Linked DNA regions of Mus musculus: region 1 is linked to region 2. A link is a loop called in an ENCODE intact Hi-C map of the cell type or tissue named here. Cell type or tissue: heart. All regions are shown on one strand. Each heading gives the region's core, and the rest is flanking DNA. Links, peaks and the distances in the headings are about the cores only.

What was found. Peaks named below come from ENCODE experiments on the same cell type or tissue, not always from the same donor. Only the 100,000 strongest peaks of a DNase experiment are listed, where the experiment ranks them.
Region 1: it touches region 2 in a loop (10-fold over the local background); 11 of 42 quality-filtered maps call a loop at or near these places.

What each region holds. Positions count from the first base shown.
Region 1 is chr11:84,061,892-84,072,820 of GRCm38, forward strand. It overlaps Dusp14 (dual specificity phosphatase 14), which reads right to left and starts at 6,466. Exons shown (of 3, transcript NM_019819.3): 1 at 6,379-6,466. In heart, for the core only: a CTCF peak has its summit at 4,445; DNase peaks (open chromatin) are centred at 5,270 and 6,420; H3K4me3 peaks cover 2,406 bases; H3K27ac peaks cover 1,125 bases; H3K27me3 peaks cover 2,863 bases.
Region 2 is chr11:84,123,274-84,134,202 of GRCm38, forward strand. Tada2a (transcriptional adaptor 2A) reads right to left here and starts at 6,295. Exons shown (of 16, transcript NM_172562.3): 1 at 6,264-6,295; 2 at 3,715-3,822. The coding sequence starts at 3,739. It also overlaps a transcript of Acaca not described here. In heart, for the core only: a CTCF peak has its summit at 4,883 (motif pointing right); a DNase peak (open chromatin) is centred at 6,168; H3K4me3 peaks cover 1,832 bases; H3K27ac peaks cover 1,256 bases.

The DNA.
Region 1 (10,929 bases), core at 1,536-9,535, 61 kb before region 2:
AGTCCTCAAAAGGCCACAGTATTACTTTAAGGAAGACAAAGGGGTTTGTAAATCAGAATTAAGTACACAGGAAGGCCCTCCAAAATTAGCAATCACTCCTTGGTCAGTTTACCCTTTGATGTGCAATTGGGCCAGATCAGAATCCTAAGAACTCCAGCAGCAAGCTTGACTCTCCCCCAAAGGGATTTACCACATACCTGAAGGGTGTGTACGTACGTGTGGAATTTATACCAACTTAGGAGTGCTGACAAGGGCTGGAGAGATGGCTCAGCAGTTAAGAGGACCAAGTGCTCTTCCAGAGGTCCTAAGTTCAATTCCCAGCAACCACATGGTGACTCACAACCATCTGTAATAAGGTCTGATGCCCTCTTCTGGTGTGTCTGAAGACAGCTACAGTGTACTCATGTACATAAAATAAATAAATAAATCTAAAAAAAAAAAGAGTGCTGACAAAATAATTTCCATTTTTCTGTCTTAAGTTTTAGAAATTGTTTTATGTTGGGGGGGGGGGGTTGCCTACACCTTTGTGCATGTGTCTGGTATGTATATACCTGGTATGTGAGGAGGCCAGAAGAGGGCATCATATTACCTGGAACTTGGGTTACAGACTGCTGTGAGAACACACACACAGTATCGCAAACAGTAATAAAATAAATAGGTTGGAAAAATAAATAAGTAAATAAATAGGTTGGCAGAAACATTTCAGTAAAGGATGAATACTTTATAGAGCTTTTTGTTTTCTGGAACAGGGTCTCCTGATCCCTGGCTGGCCTTACATTTGCTGTTTAGCAGAGGAACTTTTAATCCTCCATCCTCTGCCATCCAAGTGCCAGAAATACAGGAGCGGGCCTCCACAGCTGACTGAACTCTTCATAAAAAAAAAATAAAAAAAAATAAAAAGCTTCAATGATATAATCTCAAAAAACAACAACCGCCATAGGCCATCCATCTGGGACTTGACTAGGCATGGATTTCAAAAGTGCCTTCTCCTCCAGAGACTACAGGATGGAAGGAGGAGTTAACAGCTGACAAACAGGGCAGGAAGTGCTCTCTGGTCAGTCACCACTGACGCACCCAGATGAGCTGAGCCAGCCTCACTAACAAGTCACTGACAAGTGGCTGGCAGCAGCTGCCAAGTCAAGAGGTTATCAAAACACACCAATGGGCTCTCTCTTCTGACAATACTTTTTAATCCTATTCTCAGGGCTATCTTTTCCTGAAAGCCAGATCTGAAACAAACAAAAAAAATTTTACAAGCAAAAAAAAAAAAAAAAAAAATTAGTGGGGGCTGGAAAGATGGCTCAGCTGTTAGGGGCATTGAATTCTCTTCCAAGGGAGCCGGATTCAAATCCCTTCACCCACGTGGCAGCTCACAAGTGTTTGTAACTCCAAGATCACATAGACATGTGTGCAGGCAAAACACGACGAATGCACATAAAACAAAGGTAGATAAATTTTAAAAGGTATTTGTGGCCTATGTAAGTAAAAACTGAAAGCAAAGTACTATAGCATTTTCTAAGCTGCCTTCCAGAAGGAATAGAAAGGACCCATGGCTCCCACGGCTCTGAACTTACTCTTTCATCACCCTCTGGCTGTGAGGAAGGGTCTCCTGGGAGGCCTCAGAACCTATGCTCTCTGGACAGAGAGAATATGTAACAGGGTGGAATTTAGTCAATGTCTCTCGATGACTTCATCTCTCTCCTTCCTCACCCCCCCCCCCCACACACATCCCTAACTTTAAACCCAGCCAGCAAACCCAAATACAAAAGCCTAACAAAGAGTGTGCTGGGAATGAGTGTATGGGATAGCCTCTAAATTGCCACTCCTTTTATTTTCATGAAGAGTGAGAGGAAGGCTTCCGTTGACATCTCTATGTCATCTATTCCTGTAGCACAGGTGCTGTTGTACAGCTGTGTTATGTGCCTCTTAGGAACTTGCACACACAAGTGTGTCCGTCCTTCCTTGTCCTTAGAGTTCTTTACCAAGGCTGGGTGTGAGTTCACACCCGCCTCACATATTTGAGTTCAACCTTCAGGGCTGGGCACAAAGCAAGCATTCACCAGATTAGGAGTCACTCAAGGCCTTTAAAGACTTCTATTTTTAGAACCTCATTTTGCATAGGTAAATTTTCTGTAACTATAAACTGTCAAATCATATCAATAAAGAGTCTGTTGAGTAGTTTTCAACTAAGTACAGTGGGAAAACTGTTTCTGGTTTATGTCAACCCAAACCATAGAACTTTTTGTCTTGTTTTGTTTTGTCAAGACAGGTTGCATAGCCCTCTTGCTGCCCTGGACCTTGCTCTGTACACCAGTCTGGTCTCAAACTCAGATCTGCCTGCCTCTGCCTCCAGGGTGAGATCAAAGGCATGCACCAGCCACCACAGCCTGGCCTGTTTTGGTTTCTTCGGGACAGAAACTGTGTATTTTCTGGCTGTCCTGGAACAATTCTATAGACCAAGTTGGCCTCTGCCTCCCAATTGTTGGGATTAAAGGTATGAGACCCACCTGAGAATCACAAAACTTAGCGGGAGTAAAGAGAAACACATTAGAGGGGGCTGGAGAGATGGGTCAGTAGTTAAGAACACTAGCTGCTCTATTAGAGGACCCTGGTTCAATTCCCAGCAGCCACCTGGTGGCTTACAACTGTCTGTAACTTCTGTTCCAGAGGGGATCCAATGCCTTCTGCCCTTTGCAGGCATGTAGTGTACAAACATACATGCAGATAGAACAACCACTCACAGACATGCTGGTGCATTATACAACAGGAACCAAACTAACCCCCAGCCCCATGACACGTAGCCACTTAACTATCCAAGCCTGCTGTGGTTAAACAGCAAACACACTTAGTGACCTAAGACTTCAAAGTGGACACCACTGCAGGAATGTAAATTGAGACACTCTCTTTTGAAAAAGAGCATCACTCCTAACCCAGGACTATTCATAATTGCCCAAGGCTACAAACAACTCAAAATGTTCACCAACATATGACATTGACAGGTAATGTTTACCCCAAAATGAACCAACTACAGTCTCAGACAACATACAGACGAATCTTCAAAAATCATAGTGCTGGGCTGGTGAGATGGCTCAGTGGGTAAGAGCACCCGACTGCTCTTCCGAAGGTCAGGAGTTCAAATCCCAGCAACCACATGGTGGCTCACAACCATCCGTAACAAGATCTGACTCCCTCTTCTGGAGTGTCTGAGGACAGCTACAGTGTACTTGCATATAATCAATAAATAAATCTTTAAAAAAAAAAAAAAATCATAGTGCAGGGGCTGGAGAGATGGCTCAGTGGTTAAGAACACTGGCTGCTATTTCAGAGGACCTAGCTAGGTTCAATTCCCAGCCTCCACATGGCAGCTTAAACTATCTTTAACTCTAGACTTCCCTAAGAAGACTGACACCTTCTTCTGGCCCCTCTGGGCACCAAGCACAAATATAGTACACAGACAAACCTGCAGCTGAAAACTCCACACACATAAAAAATATGAATTAAAAATTCAAACACTACAGTGCATTAATTTACACAATTATCTATATGTTCACTATATATATATATAAAATATATATTACACATAACACACACATATATCTATATATATCTATATATATAGTTATTGCAAGTGAAAAGAAAAACCTAAGCCTGGTGTTGTAGCAAATGCCTATAATCCCAGCAGCTGGGAGGCAGAGGCAGGCAGATCTCAGTGAGTTTGAGGTCATCCTGGTCTACAGAGCAAGTTTCAGGACAGCTAGGGATACACTAGAGACCCCATCGCAAACAAACAAGACCTAAAAAAAATGTTGCATAAAGGTGAAAGGGGCATGAACAGCTGTGCTGTTTAGGTTTATGCTTAGAGGTAAAAACCATAGGCAAAGGAGATTATTTCCATTATAGTCAGTACAGTAATCAGCTGTCCTGAAAAAGTAGTGGGGGGTTAGGGGGGAGGGGAAAATGCAGTAGGAGTCTGCTTCTTGGCTGTGGTTACCCTTACATCTTTCTCTAAAGTAACTGATCAAGTTACCCATTCAGTTTATTCCTTCATCGAGTACCAAAAAACAGGCTCCGATCCCAGGAAAAGAGCACTCCTCTCACTATTACTAGGTGTCTAAGGTCGTGTCTAAGGTCGTGTCTAAGGTCGTGACCCTCATTTGCTTTCTTACCTCAGCACCCAGCCCGGTGCCTTTAGAACAGCAAAACTCCTTAGTAAATGTTTGCTATGCAAAGTCATGCCCTGCTGACATGAACTTGTCAGATGAACCCTTTTCCTGCCATTGACTCCAGCTGAGCTGCGGCACCCTCCTCCATTAACGCTTTCCTTTCTGTTGTGTCACCCCAGGGAAGCGATCATAAATAATGAAGCTACCACCTTAAATGCGAGCCCTGTAAGTTTATACCCAGGCCATCGGTTGCTTTAGCAACTCTTCTGCCTTCCACTCCCTCTTGTGTCTTCTCTGTGCAAAGACAATCCGCTGCTGTTGGTCGTGCGTGCCTGTCGTGTTTGTGTATTAATAGGGAAGTTTCCATTCTGCACCTGGGAGTAAAACCAAGCATCACAACGACCCAGCTCCTTTCAAGTTGTTTGTGAGATCCTTCTGCCTGTTGCTCAGAGAGATAGTAAGGTGCTGGCAGAGTTAACATGATTTTACCTAAAAAGCATGCTACCTGTTCTAGACAGAAACCAAATTGCTATAAACCGGATCCACTCTAAAATGATTTTGTTAGCAAGTCACTTATGCAAATACACATCTTATTAAAACGCTGGGAAGAGTCTACAAGATACAAGCCAACAGAAAGACACACAGACAGCCATTCTTTTGAAGATTAAAGGAAGACAATGACCTGATCTATAAAGTCCTAATTTTTCAGATGGAATGAGCCAAGCCTTTTTTTGTGATGCTGGGAAAATATTTTTAATCCATCTTGTTAAAAAAAGGAAAAGAAATTCCTCATGCAAAGGTATACATCTAATTCAAAGATTTCTCTTAACCCTAATTTCAATCCCAAAGTCTTGAAGGATTTCCCCGATTTAGAAGCTCCAGCAGTAAATCTGTGTGCAGCTCTATTAAGGGATCTCACAGAATGCATACCTGCAGTCAGCCAGTATCAAAGGTTTCCTTCCGAGAGGAGGACTAAGCTCAGCGGCGCGGCGCTCTCGAAAAGGATGCTGAGAAGACTCGAATGAAGCCAACTGTCTCCCGTTTTATGGGGGAAAGCCAAAAATACCAAGCAGCTATTCTCCTCCCCCAAGCGTCAGTAGGTGAGTCAGAGCTGGAGGCAGGAGTGGGGCCCATGTGTCAAGCCGCCTGTGCAGGGCTCCTTCCTCCCTCCTCCCGGGAACTCTCGGCCCTCGTCTGACCTCATGGGAATTCTTAAGGTGTCTCCAGCAAGGAAGAAGTGGTGCCTCACTCTGGGGGTGCCTCACTCCTCTGTTTCTCAAGGAAACCGAGACTAAATGCCCTTTATGAGTCCACAAAAGACAACAGCAAATTGCAGCCCTAAACACAACTTTGCAAAGAATACATACAACACCCAAAGAGTTGCATCTTGTTGGAGGGACCCGGCTTTGTAGCTGAGGCCTGCGGCTGCAGACCACTGTCCCTTGGCCTCTCTGACCTTTCATTGTCCTCAGGGAGGATGTTCTGGTATCCCATTAAACTTCAAAGTTGGTACTTTTTGGAGCAAGAACTGCAGGAAACTGCGTTAAAACTCTTGGTCCACATTTCATTAAAGTCAGTTAAGAATCCGAATCCTTGCCTCCGTTTTTTACATCTACAAATCGGGAAAGCACAGCTCTCCACCTACCTCTTAGAAACTTCACTGAAAACTACCCAGAGAACGTAAACCAAATGCCGTGGGGCTCTCCTGAGTGGAAAGTATGAGGTATTGTTTTTAGTATTATTAGACCGGGAGACTACTGGTAAAACACCCCGCCTTCTCTTGCCTCTAAGATGCCCAGTTACCATAACATTAGCCGATGCCACTGGCAACATCCACTTCAATAGAAGGTAGTTATACAATCCTAAGGCGGCTACACCACTCGGCTCCCTTCCCTACCCCAAGCCCAGTACAATTCAACTTCGCTCCAGAGCAAGGATACTTAGGAGAAATAAGAGTCAGATGTGAGCATGGTGCACACCAATCTAACACCGAGGAGAGACGCTCAAGTTGAGTTCTTGGCATAGCAGAAAGCCAAGTGTTTCCAGGGGGTGGCGGGGCCGGTCGCGGGGTGCATGCTGACGCCTGCCGGCTTGGGTTCGGGGATCCCAGCCTCTCCCGCCCCGCGCCCCGAGGTCGCCGAGCACCCGCACAAAGTTTGCAGAGCCGAGGGTCGCATGCGCCCGGGCCCCTCTGGCTCTCCCCCGCACCCCGTACCGAGTGTGCCGGTGGCGGCAGCGGCGGCTCTCGGGTCCGTGCTGCTGCGAGGCTCGCGGCTTCTGCCCGCCGGCCTCGCGCGCCTCCCGCTCCCTGCGCGCTGCCGCCCTCTTCCGAGCGCGGGCCCGCAGCGGGGACGAGCGTGGGTTCCGGGCGCCGCGCGTGCGCGCTGCGGCGCGGGCAGGTCCTCCTGGCCCCGGTTCCTACTCACCTGGACTTACTCGCAGACCCCTGCTCCTTGAAGCCGCGTTGTCCTCCGGCCCAGCTTCTGAGCTGGCGTTCGAAGAATCTGTCCAAATGCAGAGAGGCAACTGCGGGAAGAGACAGAATAAAAGGTGTGAGCGCCGCAGCCAGTGACTAATCACCGCCTCTCAGCCACCCCCTCCTCCTCCCCCGGGCGAGACAGCCCCAGGTGCGGACCCAAGGGGGAAGGCAAAGCCACTCTTTTTTGCTTGTTTGTTGAGGCAAGGTCTCACTATGTAGACCAGGTTGGCCTGGAACTCACAGAGACTCGCCTGCCTCTGCCTTTATCTCCCTAAAGCTGGGATTAAAGGTATAAACCACCACGCCCTAATTCTTCCGTCAACTGCTGGGTGGATTTTGATTGACAGGTGAGGGAAGTAACTGGGGAAACTCCAAAGGAGTTAAAGACCCCTAAACCTCTGATGCATTGACAGTACCCACACTCCTAGGTACAACGAGGCTGACTTGTGGAACCCTTGAAATTTCTTTGCTCTCAACTAGCTCTCTCGCTCTCTCCCTCTCTCTTTCCTCTCTTTCTGTCCTCTTTAGGTTTTCTCACCTGAAATGAATGGATGCAAACTGACTTTAGCGCCACCCTACTCTTCTCTTCGCAAAACTGAGGGGCGATACAGGGGCGGTAGGAACGACTTCCTCCAGCCTCTGCAGTGAGTCAGACTCCAGGAGTCCTGACTTGGCGCTCGGTTGGTCCTGTGCTCACCCAAGCAATGCCCTCGCTGTAGCAAATCGCTGACATCAGAACTGCTGAAGTCAAACTAGTATTCTTGGATTTGGGGGAGGGGACAGAGGAGGAGCACGCCGCACTTAGGGCTTACTTAACAGTTTCTAGCATCTTCAAGTAAAACCTGGAGGTTTTTGTTTTACTTTCTTTCTTTTTTTAATCTCCATTGGCCAACTGGATTCAGTCTTTTTGTGGGTGCTGCAATATCTAGAAGTTTTTGTCTGTTTCCCAGACGAAAATATAACAGCAGAGGCATTTTAGTGATAATACAGGGAAAGCTAAAATGGCCTAGACTGAAGAGATTTGATGCCATTAAAAAGCATGAGAGCTTTAAAATTAGGCAAAATTAACCATTTCATGAAGAACACAAGGAGACTAAGATTAGGTTAAAGCACCGAGTTCAAACTGCATGGGAATATATCTTTCTGGTACTATTATCATTCCGGCAGTTTATTTCATGACCTGCTTTTGACATCCCTAATGTAAAAATAGCAAAATCTCTACTGGAAGTGATTGAATGCTGTTTGTATTTCTGCATGTCCCTCTACAGTGCTTCTCTCTCACACACACACACACACACACCCGTGCTGCCACCCTTTAACGCAGTGACCACCCCCAACCATATTGTTATTGTTGTTGCTACTTCCTAAGTATAATTTTGCTACTGTTTTGAACCATAACGTAAATGTCTGACATGAAGGATAGCTGATGTGGGACCCGTATGAAAGGGTCTTGGCCCACAAGCTGAGAACCTACAGTCCTGTACTCACTTCATGACTTGGTGGCAGTCACACTCCTCCTTAAATTCCATCCAGTTTTGTTTTTTGGGATCATTTTTGCTTACATTATTACTTGCACATGAGTAAGTTCTGGGTGGGGACAAGGAGCAGGACAGCTTTTGTAGACTATGCGATATAAGCCTTCCAGGAAAAGTCACACCCTAATTTAAGAGGGAGAGGCAAGCTCATGCAAAGAGACCCTTCTCTGTGTAGTTTATGCTAATGATCTAGAGTTAAGTAGAAAGGATGGCTGAAATATCTTCTCTGTAGATCTTTGCAGGGGCCCCAAGAGCCTTTGCTGGCTTCTAAGCCCTTGATATGCAGCCTGTGTGACCAAGGAACCATTTTTTTCTTTCTTTCTTTTTTAAAAAAGATTTATTTATTTTATGTATATGAGTAGTACACTGTAGCTGTACAGATGGTTGTGAGCCATCATGTAGTTGGCTGGGAATTGAACTCAGGACCTCTGCTCACTCTGGCCCCACTTGCTCTGGCCCAAAGATTTCTTTATTATTACATGTAAGTACACTGTAGCTGTCTTCAGGCACACCAGAAGAGGGAATTAGATCTCATTACAGATGGTTGTGAGCCACCATGTGGTTTCTGGGATTTGAACTCAGGACCTTCAGAAGAGCAGTCAGTGCTCATAACCACTGAGCCATCTCTCCAGCCCGGAACTCATTTTCTAATGTTAGTCCTTTTTAGTTGATTCAAATGTATTTGTTTATAGTAGCAGTGATTGAACCTAAGGTCCTTGTGCATGGCCAGCATGCGCTGTACCAACTGAACCATATCCCCCAACTTGGTAACTCCAAATGTATTCATTTAATTTGTGTGAGTGTTTTGTCTACATGTATGTCTGTCACCATGTGGGTGCCCAGTGCCCACAGAGGGCCTAGAAGAGAGCAAGAGAGCAGCCAACCCCTAAAACTGTAGTTACAGGTGTTTATGAGGTGCCATATGGGTGCTGAGTATTGAACCTAGGACTTCTTGAACAATGCTCTTAAATGCTTTCTCAACAGCTCCAAAAGAGGAACTACTCCCCCCCCCCCCCGCCCCAGGGTTTTATTGTGTAGCCCTGGCTAGACCCTAGCTACCTGTCTCTGCCTTCTCAGTGCCAGGATTTATGGCCTGTGCCACAAAGCCTGGGTCACTTCAGATTTAAATAGTTACATGTAGCTAATGGATTGGCACTTTCTAGACTATAAATATGTGTTTATGGATGTCAATTACTTTAGTAGCCCTCAGTTACAAAAGTACAGGTTGTAGGTGCCCAGCCAAGGTTTGGGTCCTCCTGGCCACAACCACTTAATTGGTACTTTGGCCCAGTGCAGTATCTTCAGAGGGAGACCTGGGTAGCCACAGAGAGCAGAGGCTGAAGACTTCTACTCTGATTCTACTCTGTTATCTTCCTCCCCCAGAATATCCTCAGTTGCTTGGGCAGTGACTGCTCTGTGTCTTTACATTGACGTCCATGTGTCTCCTAGGAAGAATGTTTGCAGGGCTGGAGAAATGGCTCAGCAGTTAAGAACACATAGTGCTCTGCCGAAGGGAGCCTCCTAGTTTGGTTGTGGCATCCACCTTGGGTGGCTTACAACTGCCTACAATTCCAGCTACATAGGAGTCAATGCCCTCTTCTAGTGCCCTCTCCTGACCTTCTCAGGCACACACACACACTTTTTAATTAAGAAAGAATGCTTGCATATTTATGTCCCAGCTTCTGGTTGACAAATTGGCCCAGCTTTTCCTTTTTTTTTTTTTTTTTTTTTTTCCTTCGAGACAGGGTTTCTCTGTGTAGCCCTGGCTGTCCTGGAACTCACTTTGTAAACCAGGCTGGCCTCGAACTCAGAAATCTGCCTGCCTCTGCCTCCCGAGTGCTGGGATTAAAGGCATGCACCACCACGCCCGGCTTTTTTTTTTTTTTTTTTAACCAGTGATCTTATATGATTTGCTGATTTGCTCAACTTGATCTTTGCCAACCCAGTCACGCTTCAGACTTGAAAAGTGAAGAATCTGGTCCAGGGTTATGTATTGTTACTAAACAAGAACCAAGAGAACTAGGGGCGGCAGCAGAGGCTGGCAGTCTTAGAGGGAGGGGCAGGAGAATCAAGAGCTCAAGGCCAGCCTCAGCACTGCAAGTTTGAGGCTCCAACAGAACACCTCAAAAGGAACAATAGTGAACAGCGATTACTGTGCAAATCTTTCCAATATACCAAATAAAGAAAACACTTGCCAAAAGCCAATAGAGCACAATTTCCCTCCTTGTAATTTGTGGTAGTAACTCTTTATTTAAGCACCAGTGCTGGGGTGGAGGGATGGATCAATGGCTAAGAGCACATGCTGTTCTTGCAGAGGACTCTGGTTCAGTTCCCAGAACCCACAGGATGGGTCACACCCATCCATAATTCCAGTTCCAGATCTGATTTCCTCTTCTGCCCTTCCCTGGCACCAGGCACACAGTGCACATACATGCATGCATGTATGCATGTAAAACATTTATTCATACAGAATAATAAAATAAATAAACCTACATTTGTAAATTATGTTTAAAAAGAGGAATGAAAAACTAAGGTAATTGCCCCAAAGGACAGTCAACTACAGTGGTGACAATTCCAGAGATGGTAAGAGACGTCTTTTCTTTTCTTTTCTTTTCTTTTCTTTTCTTTTCTTTTCTTTTCTTGGGTTGGGAGGGCTCACTATGTACCCCCGGCTGTCCTGGAACTTGCCATGTAGACCAGGCTGTCCTTCGGTCTGCCTCTGCCTCCCTAGTCCTGGGGAGTAAAGGAGTGC
Region 2 (10,929 bases), core at 1,643-9,642:
ACAACAGTCAGAGCTACTTAGTGAGATCCTGTCTTAACGAAAGTTTAAGTTTTAGTATATTTGAGTACTCTAATACAGCTTTACACAGTTCAAGAGGAGGTCTTACTCTGCTTTATTCAGAACTTGACCAGGAGTTACTAAGACCTGTAACATTTCTTAGTCACTAGCAGCCTGATTTATCCTGTTTCTCATGGTAAGATGCCGAGATTCAACCTATGCGTAAGTAGCTGACTGCTTATGTCATCATGATGTCTCCTACAGCTTTAATGTCCTGCCCCCATCCTTCCACCCCCATATTTTTATCTCAAGATTGAATTCTCTAACTCAATCTATCCCTTTAACTGAAGGCAATCCTTCTGCCTCAGTCTCCCAAGTGTTGGGATTACAAGTATGTGCCATCACTCTAGTAGTAGTAATATCTTTAAAACTTCTTGATACACTTGCTATTTTACTATAAACTATATTGTTTCATTATAAATTACTCCACATATTATGGAATTATTTTTATTTTTGAAATCATGTACCTACTTATTCCATTTTCAACTAATCAGAGACTTAAAAATATAAAATGAATGTAATTTGGTCTAAAAGGTTGAGAAATAATCTAACCAGTTCTCTTCTAGTAGCTCTGTATGCATTTATGACATCTACATTTTGTTACTTTATCAGTATCTTTGATATGCGCGCGCACACACACACACACACACACACACAAAACACTTCACATTCCTCTCTCCACGTATTTTCCTAAAACTCGACTTATTGAGTGCACAAAGGGACTGATCAAGGATTTTGAGGGTTTATTGACTTTGATTACTTTATTTACTCACTTTGTGTATATGTGTAGGCATGAATGTTCCATAGAGTATGTAACTCCCAACCACTGTGGGGGATCTGACACCTCTGCCTGGGCCTCCATGCCCACACTCACTATATCAATACACACATAATTAAAAACAACAAAAATAAATTCAAAATTCAGAAAAAAAAATTTTAAAAGAATATGACTAAATTGGTCAGCTGATAGTGGTGTGTGCCTTTAGTGCCAGAACTTGGAAGGCAGAGATGTGAATTTGAGGCCAGCCTTGTCTACAGAGTGAGTTCCAGGACAGTCAGGGTTACACAGAGAAACCTTGCCCAGAAAACACAAAAACAAAATAACAAAATATGTGGGTAAGTCAATAAAAATACTATAAGTGGGCTGGAGAGAAGGCTTAGAGGTTCAGAGCATATAGTCCTCTTAAAGTCTGGTTCCTACAACAGCCTGTGACATAAGTTTCATGGGGTCTTGACACTTTCTTCTGGCTTCCTCAGACACCTGCACACACATATACATACTTACATCCATACACACACTCGCGTGCGTGCGTGCGTGCACGCACACACACGAAACACACACAAACTATTAAAAACTAAATCTTTGGGGTTGGAGAAATAGCTCAGCAGTTAACAGCGGTGGCTGTTCTTCCAGAGAATCAGGGTCCGATTCCCAACATCCATACGGCAGCTCACACCATCTGTTACTCCCTCTTTTGGCCTCGAAAGGCATCCGTATGCATGTGCAGCAGACATATGAGAAGGCAAAACACTCATACACATAAAATAATAAAAATTTTAAAATGAAATAAAAATAAATCTTACAAGCAAAACTCCTATAAACAGGGTTAGACTGGCTCGGTGCTTGAGAGCGTTTGCCACTCTCACAGAAGACCTGGGTTCTGTTCCCAGGACCCACAAATCTATAACGCCAGTTTCAGGTGACCCCAAATCCTTTTACAGCCTTCACGGGTGCCTGCAAACATGTGATACAAATAAACTCACAGAGACAAACACACAGACACATAAGTAAATCTTTACAAAGCAAAAACATTATACACAAAGTCGAAAAAGCAAGCACATTGGAAGAAAGTATTTGCAAATTCATGGGAGAAAAAAAGTTGAAATTCTTCTTTAATTTTTAATCTTGATTTTTATGTGTACGAGTGTTCTGGTTACCTCAATGTTCATATAGCATGCACATGCAATACTTGTAGAATCCAAGAGGTGTCTGGTCCCCTGGGATTGGAGTTATAAATAATTGTGAGCCCTCATGTAGGTAATGGTGACTGGACTCAGGCTCTCTGGAAGAGCAGTCAGTGATCGTAACCACTGAGCCTCTCTCTAGCAACTGAAATTCTTATTCTATAAAGATATTCCTGAGGCCCCAAGTTTGAGTCACACCATCAAAGGGAGACATAAAACGGAAGAACCACGTGGTTGTTGTGGACCACACTTGTAAATCCTGGGGGAGACCTTCAAGACCTGCCTAAGCTACAGATCAAGTTCTATGCCAACCAGGGCTATACAATAAGACCCTGCCTCAAAAAAGCCAAACAGAACAAAACAAAGCCAGGAACAGTGAGTGGTGCGTTCCTAGAGTCCTAAGTACTGGGACGACGAGGCTGAGAGACTCATTTAAGAATCAGAACTTGGCGGAAAAAAAAAAAAAAATTCTGACCTTGAAACCAGCCTCAGCAGCAAAGTGAGAATTCACCTGGAGAATAAAAAATAAGTAAAACAGAGCTGGGAAGGGAAGGAGACAAAAGGAAGACAAAAATGGTCTTCAACAGGGGGACGACACTAATATGGAACTTCTCACTCCAGGTGAGAACACAGTTCCAAGCCTGAACCTTTGCAGCAATGACTGCGGCAAACAGGGCAGGGAGGAATGCACAACAGCACAGCTCATTTGGAGGGGAATTTAGGAAGAGAGAAATGAAACTACAAATCATTATTATTATTTGTGGGGTTTTTTTGCTTGTTTATTTCTTAGGCAGGATCTCAGTATGTAGGCCAGGCTTGACTGGAACTCATTATGTGGATCAGACTGGTCTTGAACTCACAAAGATCGCCTACCCTATGCCTCCTGAGTGCTGGGATTAAAGGAATGTGGCATGATGACAGGCCCTAACAATTGTTTTAAAGGGTGGGAATAGCAGGGAGGGAGTGGCCTTTAATCCTGGACTTGGGAGGCTGAGGCAGACATGTTACCAAGCAGAAGCCAGCCTGATCTACAGAGAGTTCCAGGACAGCTTCAGTTCCACAGAGAAACCTTGTCTTGAAAGACAAGAGGTGGGAATACTTTCAGTTTACACTTGGAACATTAGTCAGATGAAAATATAGAACTAGATGTGTCCAAGATTCTAACTTTCTGAATATACGGAGGGAAGATGCAGAGTGCCTCTGATACAACGACAGGAACCAAATCCTAACAACATACTTCTGGGTCTTACTAATGAACATCAACTTTATGACTGTGCGTGTGTGTATGTGTCTGTTGTGTGCACTGCCCAATTTTGTGATCTCTAATTTCTTTGAAATCCAATGATGGTACAAGCCTGAAATCCCAGCACTTGATGAATAAGTAGTTTAAGGTCATCCTTAGCTACAAAGCCAGTTCCAGGCCAGCCAGTCTACATGAGACCCTGGGCTCAAAATAAACACGTCTATTTCCTGATCAACCATATGGTGACTGGTTCACTCAGCTTGGCTTTTTTCTAAAGTGATGAAGCTGTGCCACATTCAGTAGGCAAACAACAGACCGGTCTTGCCTGACTTTACTTTTATGTGCTATTCCTAATTCCTTCAGGCATTATCAAAGGCGCTGCTTCCCTGATCAACCTCTACTTTAGGTGGCTATTTATTGTCACTTGAGACTTGTCCCACTGTACTTACTGCTAAAGGAACCCAAACGGTCCATCCTCTAGCTGACTGATGGCTGCTTGATCTCCCTTGATGTAGAGTTTCAAGACTTCAGACGTTGCCAAACAATCCCACGATCCCCTAAGAACAAAGAGAAGATGCACACAGATCAGAAACCAGTCCAAGGTATATTTTGGCAACCCGACACGGCAACTGTGTGGTTGCCAACCACAACACTCAGACCCCCCCCCTCGCTCACAGAATGTGAAGTGCAGCCTCCTTACAGAACCTGGAACTTGCTGGTATGGTGGTATTCACCTTTAATCCTAGTACCCAGGAAGCAAAAGAAAATAGGTCTCTGGTTCAAGACCAGCCTGGTCTACATGAAGAGTTCGGAGCCAGCTACATAGTGAGATCCTGTCTCAAAAAATAAATTGGATTTTATTACTGGAAACTAAGGAATCCTACCCAACATATGCGGATCAGTAACTTACTCCTTCAGACAGGAGGACTTCAATGTCATCCCTGGCTATCTTGGACTGCTTGAAACTCATGGTGGTGCACACCTTTGATCCCAGCACTCAGGAACCACAGACAGCCTACTCTACAGAGTGAGCTCTAGGACAGGCAGGCAGGGCAACATAGAGAGACCCTGTCTTAGAGGGGAAAAAGGAAAGAAAACCCAAGCCAAAACAAAGCAAATACCAATTTGGACAAATAAATGTTAGTTTTATAAAAGGCTAATTCAGCCGGGCAGTGGTGGCACATGCCTTTAATCCCAGCACTTGGGAGGCAGAGGCAAGTGGATTTCTGAGTTCAAGGCCAGCCTGGTCTACAGAGCTAGGACCACACAGAGAAACCCTGTCTCGGGCTGGAGAGATGGTTCAGTGGTTAAGAGCACTGACTGTTCTTCCGAAGGTCCTGAGTTCAAATCCCAGCAACCACATGGTGGCTCACAACCACCCATAATGAGATCTGACGCCCTCTCCTGGTGCATCTGAAGACAGCTACAGTGTACTCACATATAATAAAATAAAATAAATAAATCTTAAAAAAAAAAGAAACCCTGTCTCAGGGGGTGGGGGACAAACAAACAAACAAAACAAAAGGCTAATTCACCTTCATTTCTCCTGAAATAGATTTTTCTTTTTTTTTTTCCTTAAGATTTATTTATTTATTATCTGTAAGTACACTGTAGCTGCCTTCAGACACTCCAGAAGAGGGCGCTTGCTACGGATGGTCGTGAGCCACCACGTGGTTGCTGGGAATTGAACTCAGGACCTTCTGAAGAGCAGTCAGTGGTCTTAACCTCTGAGCCATCTCTCCAGCCCCCCCCCCTTTTGTTTTTAAAGATTTATTTATTTTATTTATATGAGTACATTGTAGCTGTCCTTAGACCCACCAGAAGGCATCAGATCCCATTACAGATGGCTGTGAGCCACCGTGTGGTTGCTGGGATTTGAACTCGGAACCTCTGGAAGCGCAGCCAGTGCTCTTAACCGCTGAGCCATCTCTCCAACCAAAATAGGTTTTTCACGTTGACATTTTTAGCTTGGGGACTGACATACAAAGTATATGCAATGCTTAGATAAGAAGGCTGAGGGTCAAACTTTAGGCTATTTTGGGTAGGGGTGAGTTTTTACTCTATTTCCAAGAAAAATGATCTTTGAAGAACGTTGTGGCTCAGTAGTTCAGTTGTAGGGTGTTTTAGCAAGGATGCTTTATATTCACACTCCAGCATCCATTGAGCAAACAAACCCAGTACTCCAGAGGTACAGACAGTACGATCAGTTCATGGAAACTCTTGGCTACATTAAGTTCAAGGTTAGCCCAAGATACATGAGGCTGACTAAAAAAAAAAATTAATTAAAAAAAAAATTAACAAAGGCATATGTCAGGTACTAAATGTAATCTTAGTACGGGGACTATATCTTGGAATCCTAACAATCTCCTGACATAGGCTGTTTTCCCCAAGAAAATGAAGCGCTAAAGATTGGGGTATTTGCACAATGTTTTTACAGCCTGGTGAACAGCAGGGCTCTATCAAGACCTTTACAGTGGCAAAGATTCTACAGTACGTTCTGACAAACACTTCACATTGCAAAGCACAATGCTGCAGAAAGCAAAATCCTCCTTCCTCTCCTTCCTTAGAAGACCACGCAGTGACACTAACATCCTTGAGAGATGGGCTACATTTAAATTAATTACAAGAGGGATCAGGGAAGGCATGGAGGGGCAGGATCCCATGAGCACAGGGGAGCCGCGGGCTTGGCAGTTGTGCAGTTAACATCCTTAGAGCTGCACGGTCTTGGGCAGGTCACTGTAGCCGGGCCTCGACCGCAAAACAGTGCTAAACACTGGGGCGCGGAGACCCACGTGGGGGTTCGGCGGGTCAGGTGGGCCGGGGCCGTGCTCCACCGCCCAGCCGGGAATACGGAGCTGCGGCACCGCCAGCCGCCGGGGGGAGGGGCTCGGGACTCGCCCGGCCGCGCCAACCTCCCCCGCCGCGTGGCCCCGCCGCGCCAGCCGGCACCTCGTGACCCCGCGTGCCCTCGCTCCCGCCGCTCGGCCCCGCGCCTCACCTCGCCACGTCCCGCACCTCGGCGCCGAAGAGCCCGCCGCTGCGCGCGCTGTGCAGACTCTGCGTGCGCGCCGCGGCCTGCGTGCGCGGCCTCGACTCACGTGCGCGGTCCCGTGCCGCGAGCACGCCGAGGCGGTCCCGCCTCCTCCAGTCTGGCAGCGGGCGGGTCCCGGTGGCGCCGCCCCGGGATGGGGAGCGTGGTACCTGGCTGCTAGTCGGTGGGCTCTGAAGTCTGACCTGCTGTCACTTTCTCCGTCGCCACAAGCGGCCCGGTGGCATGTGCTAAGGCGGCTTCCGCTGTTTCAGTCTAGATTTTTTTCTTAACAGTCCCATTCCAATTCTTTTGCAAGCAAAGAAACTGAGGCTGCCCAGGCTCTGGACTGGAGGATGACGAGCCCCGGGCGCATCATGCCACTCATGGATTACCCGGACTGAATGACTTGAGGGGTGAAGAGGGTCCTTTTTATTCTGATGCTTCTGGGACGTCGAAATTGCCTTCTCTGGAAAGACCCATCCCCTGCCTGGGCTTCAGAGGCCCACATGGAAACGCAGTGATGATGTGGTGGTCCACTCTGATGTCACTCTTGAGGGCTAGGTATGTCCCAACATCTCTTATTACTAATAGTATAGATTCTTATAAGAGCTTCCATTTGTGGAGTCCTTCAATACTGCATGCCAGGCATTGTACAAAGCGGGTTACACATAAGGGTTCGTCTAAAACAACTTTCTGAGGGAGGCACTGTTACTGTCCTCATGGTCCAGCATTGAAATATATAACTTAGGATCACAGTGCTACCAAGTGTTGGGGAAGAGCTCTATTCCAACCCATGGCTTGATCTTAACTATTATGCTGTATATCTATTTAAAAATCTGTTTCATAGATTTGCCCAATTTCTGTTGGAATTCATTTATACGATATCTGCCCGTGTGGCATCTTGATTTGTTTTTTGGTACACAGGTAATATAAGTCTATTGTTAAAATAAAAATAAAATCTGCAGCTGGGTGCAATTAGTGGCTCACATCTGTGATCTCAACACTTGGAGAGTGCAGGACAATTGCTTTGAGATTGAGATCAATCTGGGCTACAGAGTAAGAGATCTGTCTCAAAAAAAAAAAGAGTAGTAAAGAAAAAACATTAAAAATTCACATGTGAAAGTCATCCCCACCACGTTAAATAAACAGTTGATGCTATAGAGTACTTCACATTTACTGACTCTCCAAATCCATTCATTTCACAAAAGCACAACGAACAGCCACTTCCCTGGGTGCTGAGAATTTGGTAGTGAGCGAAGTATATGCTCTTGCACATAAGGTTTGTGTATTTTATATATAAGCAATAAAATATAAGTATGTTGCATATTAATATATAAGTAACAAATATTTTTAAATGCCTCATAATGTGGTTTTATGGGAAATAAATCAGGATCCAGATATAACAGTGATAGATTTTCTTTTAGTCAGGATAGGGAAGAAAGGCTTCCTAGCAGACATAACACACAAGAGGAAATCCAATTATTGAATGAGAAACAGAAGCTTCCAGATTTCTAGAGAGAACCATAGATGAGACTCAGCAGGTACGGTGGCCCTGGTGCGTGGCTTTGATAGGCATGGAGAAGAAGAAGCAAGAAGGTCAGAGTGGCTGGAGCAGATCCAAGTAAAGAGATTTGATGGAAAACAGCCTGGACCCAGGTCCCACATCACTTGGTAAACTTTGGTTGGATTTTTTTATTTCACTGGGATATGATAGAATTCCATGAAGGGTAGACATCAATGTATTTAAGAAAAGAATAGTGGCTCATGCCTGTAATGCCAGCACACAGGAGGTCAGCCTACGCAAAAAATTCCAGTTCAGTCCGGTGCATGTGACCCTGACTCAAAAAATGGATAAATTAAAATGTCCAATGTCTGGAAAAACCAAAAAAATAAAAAATAAAATGTCCAAGAGGGATGAAATTTAAATGGATTAAAATGTATCCAAAGGGATCCAACAAAGTATGATGTCATAAGCGTGAAAATCACACAAATAATGAAACCCATTACGTTAACTTAAAAATTAGCGCAAAAACTAAAAATGTCAGGGTGTGGTGGGATGTCTCTGTCAGTGAAGTGTTTGAATTTAAACCTCGGTGCCCTAGTCAAGGTGGTGCGTGCCTGTAGCCCCAGCACTGGGACGGAGACCAGAGGATCCCTGGGGCATGTTGGTCAGCCAGTCTAGCTGAATCAATGAGCTTCAGGTTCCTTGAGAGAGAACTCTCTCAGAAAAATAGAATGAAGGGGTTGGGAGATGCCGCAGTCAATGGAGTACATGTCGACCTGAGTTCAGATCACTAGCACCACTATTCCACTCGGTACCAATCCCACACTGGGGAGAGGTGAGACAGGCACATACCTGGAGCTCATTGGCCAGCCAGCCTAGCCAAAGCAATGACGTCCAGGAGAAGCCCTGCCTCAAAACACAAGGTGGAGAGCACGTGAGGAAGGCAGCCAACATCAACCTCTGCCCTCCATATGTAAAGGCATATATGGTTAACTATATACATATATGCATGCATGCGAGCACACACACACACACACACACACACACACACACACACACACACACACACCCAGTGAAAAGGAAGGATGACACTGTTAGAGGCAGTGCCTTCCTCGGTTTCTTCCCTTAGCAGTGTAGTGTTGGTAGCATGGCAGGACCATCGGAAGAGAAGGGTAGAGATCACAGACGACGGACTTTAGAAGCCAGGTTTTGTTTGGGAATCTGTGTTTTGCGTACTAACTGGAAATCACAATAGGACTCTGCTGCTCAGTGGAGAGCTCAGGGCTCAAATTGTGTAACGAGTATAATTGTTTCTTTGTGTTTTCCCCAGCTTGAGAACAGACCGCCCTTTCTCTTTGTAACCTCAGCACCCAGAAAGGTAGGACCAGCAGATACTGGTGAAATGAATAAAGACAAAGGTATGGCCACAGAGAGTGGAACACACCTTGAATCCTGGCACTCAGGAGTCAGTGGCAAGAGTCATTGTCGCAAGCTGAGGCCAGTTTGGTCTGTAGCACAGCTTGCAGGCCAGTCAAGGATTACATAGGGAGTTTCTGTCTCAAAACACAGAAACGAAAAAGGCAAAAGACATAGATAGAGTGACTGGTGGGGGAGTGGGTATGTGTGAGATGGAAAAAGAAGTCCTAGGGACTGGAGACATGGCTCAGTGTTTAAGAGCACTGGCTGTTCTTATAAGAGGACCTAGGTTCACCAGATGGTAGCTCACAACTACCTGCAACTCCAGTTTCGAGGGAACCAGTGCCTTCTGACCCCCATGGGCACCAGGCTTGCAAGTGATACACATACATGCAGGCAAAGCACTTATACACATCAAATAAATGGAAAAAAAACCTTTTTGTTGTTTTTGTTTTCTATAGTACTTACAAGAAGAATGACCATAATTCCTGAGTTAACCCAGCAGTTCCTGGTTTATTTCTGTCATTGTTTCCTAAGTATTAATATGGCCTTGATTCACTAAGCTGTGTCTCCCTTTGTACAATAAATCTATATATCATTCCTTGTACAAGGAAGGCCCTTCAAGATCTATCTTGTTTTTACTTTTTTGGGGTGTGTGTGCTGTGATTTGTTGCTTTGGATCTAATACAAAGCAAGAGCTCTGTCCCTGAACTACATATAACCTGTGACTGACTTCTCTGTCCATCACCTCGTAGTCTATTCCCCAGCCTCACAGAAAAACCTCCCAGTCTCATACCAATCTCCCTTACCTCCTGGCTTCCTTGCCAAGTGAGGGCTTTTCTTCACCCTGGGCCTCACTTCTCCAGAACCCTTCTCGTGACCCTTCAAAACTCTGAGAGTCCAGCATACCCTATAGTTAACTTCAGAACAAGATGTGCCTTGTTTCCCCACTCACCATCTCTATAGTCAAATCTAGAAAACAAAGATACAGAATAATTGTACATACTTACTGCTTTTTCTTTGGTTTGGTTTGGTTTGGTATTTTCTAATTTTATTTATTTTTATTTTTTATTTTTTTGGTTTTTTGAGACAGGGTTTCTCTGTGTAGCCCTGGCTGTCCTGGAACTCACTCTGTAGACCAGGCTGGCCTCGAACTCAGAAATCCGCCTGCCTCTGCCTCCCAAGTGCTGGGATTAAAGGCGTGTGCCACCACTTCCCGGCTGGTTTAGTTTTTTAAGACAGGGTTTCTCTGTGTAACAGTCCTAGCTGTCCTTGAACTCACTTCATAAACCAGGCTAGCCTGAACTCAGAGAGATCTGCCTGCCTCTGCCTCCTGAGTGCTGGGACTAGAGGTGTGTGCTACCATGTCTGGCTTTTTTTATTTCATGTGCATTAATGTTTTGTCTGCATGTTTGTCTCTGGGAGGATGCTGGATCTCTTGGAACTTGAGATACAGACAATTGTGAGCTACCACATGGGTGCTGGAAATTGAACCCGGGTCCGCTGCTGAGCTGTTTCCCTAACCCCTGACCTCTGTTTTTTCTTTAAATTTTAAAAAATATTTTATTTACTTATCATATATAACTACACTGTAGCTGTCTTCAGACATACCAGAAGAAGGCATCAGATCTCATTACAGATGGTTGTGAGCCACCATGTGGTTGCTGGGATTTGAAATCGAGACCTCTGTCTCACTAGAAGAAAGGAAGACTA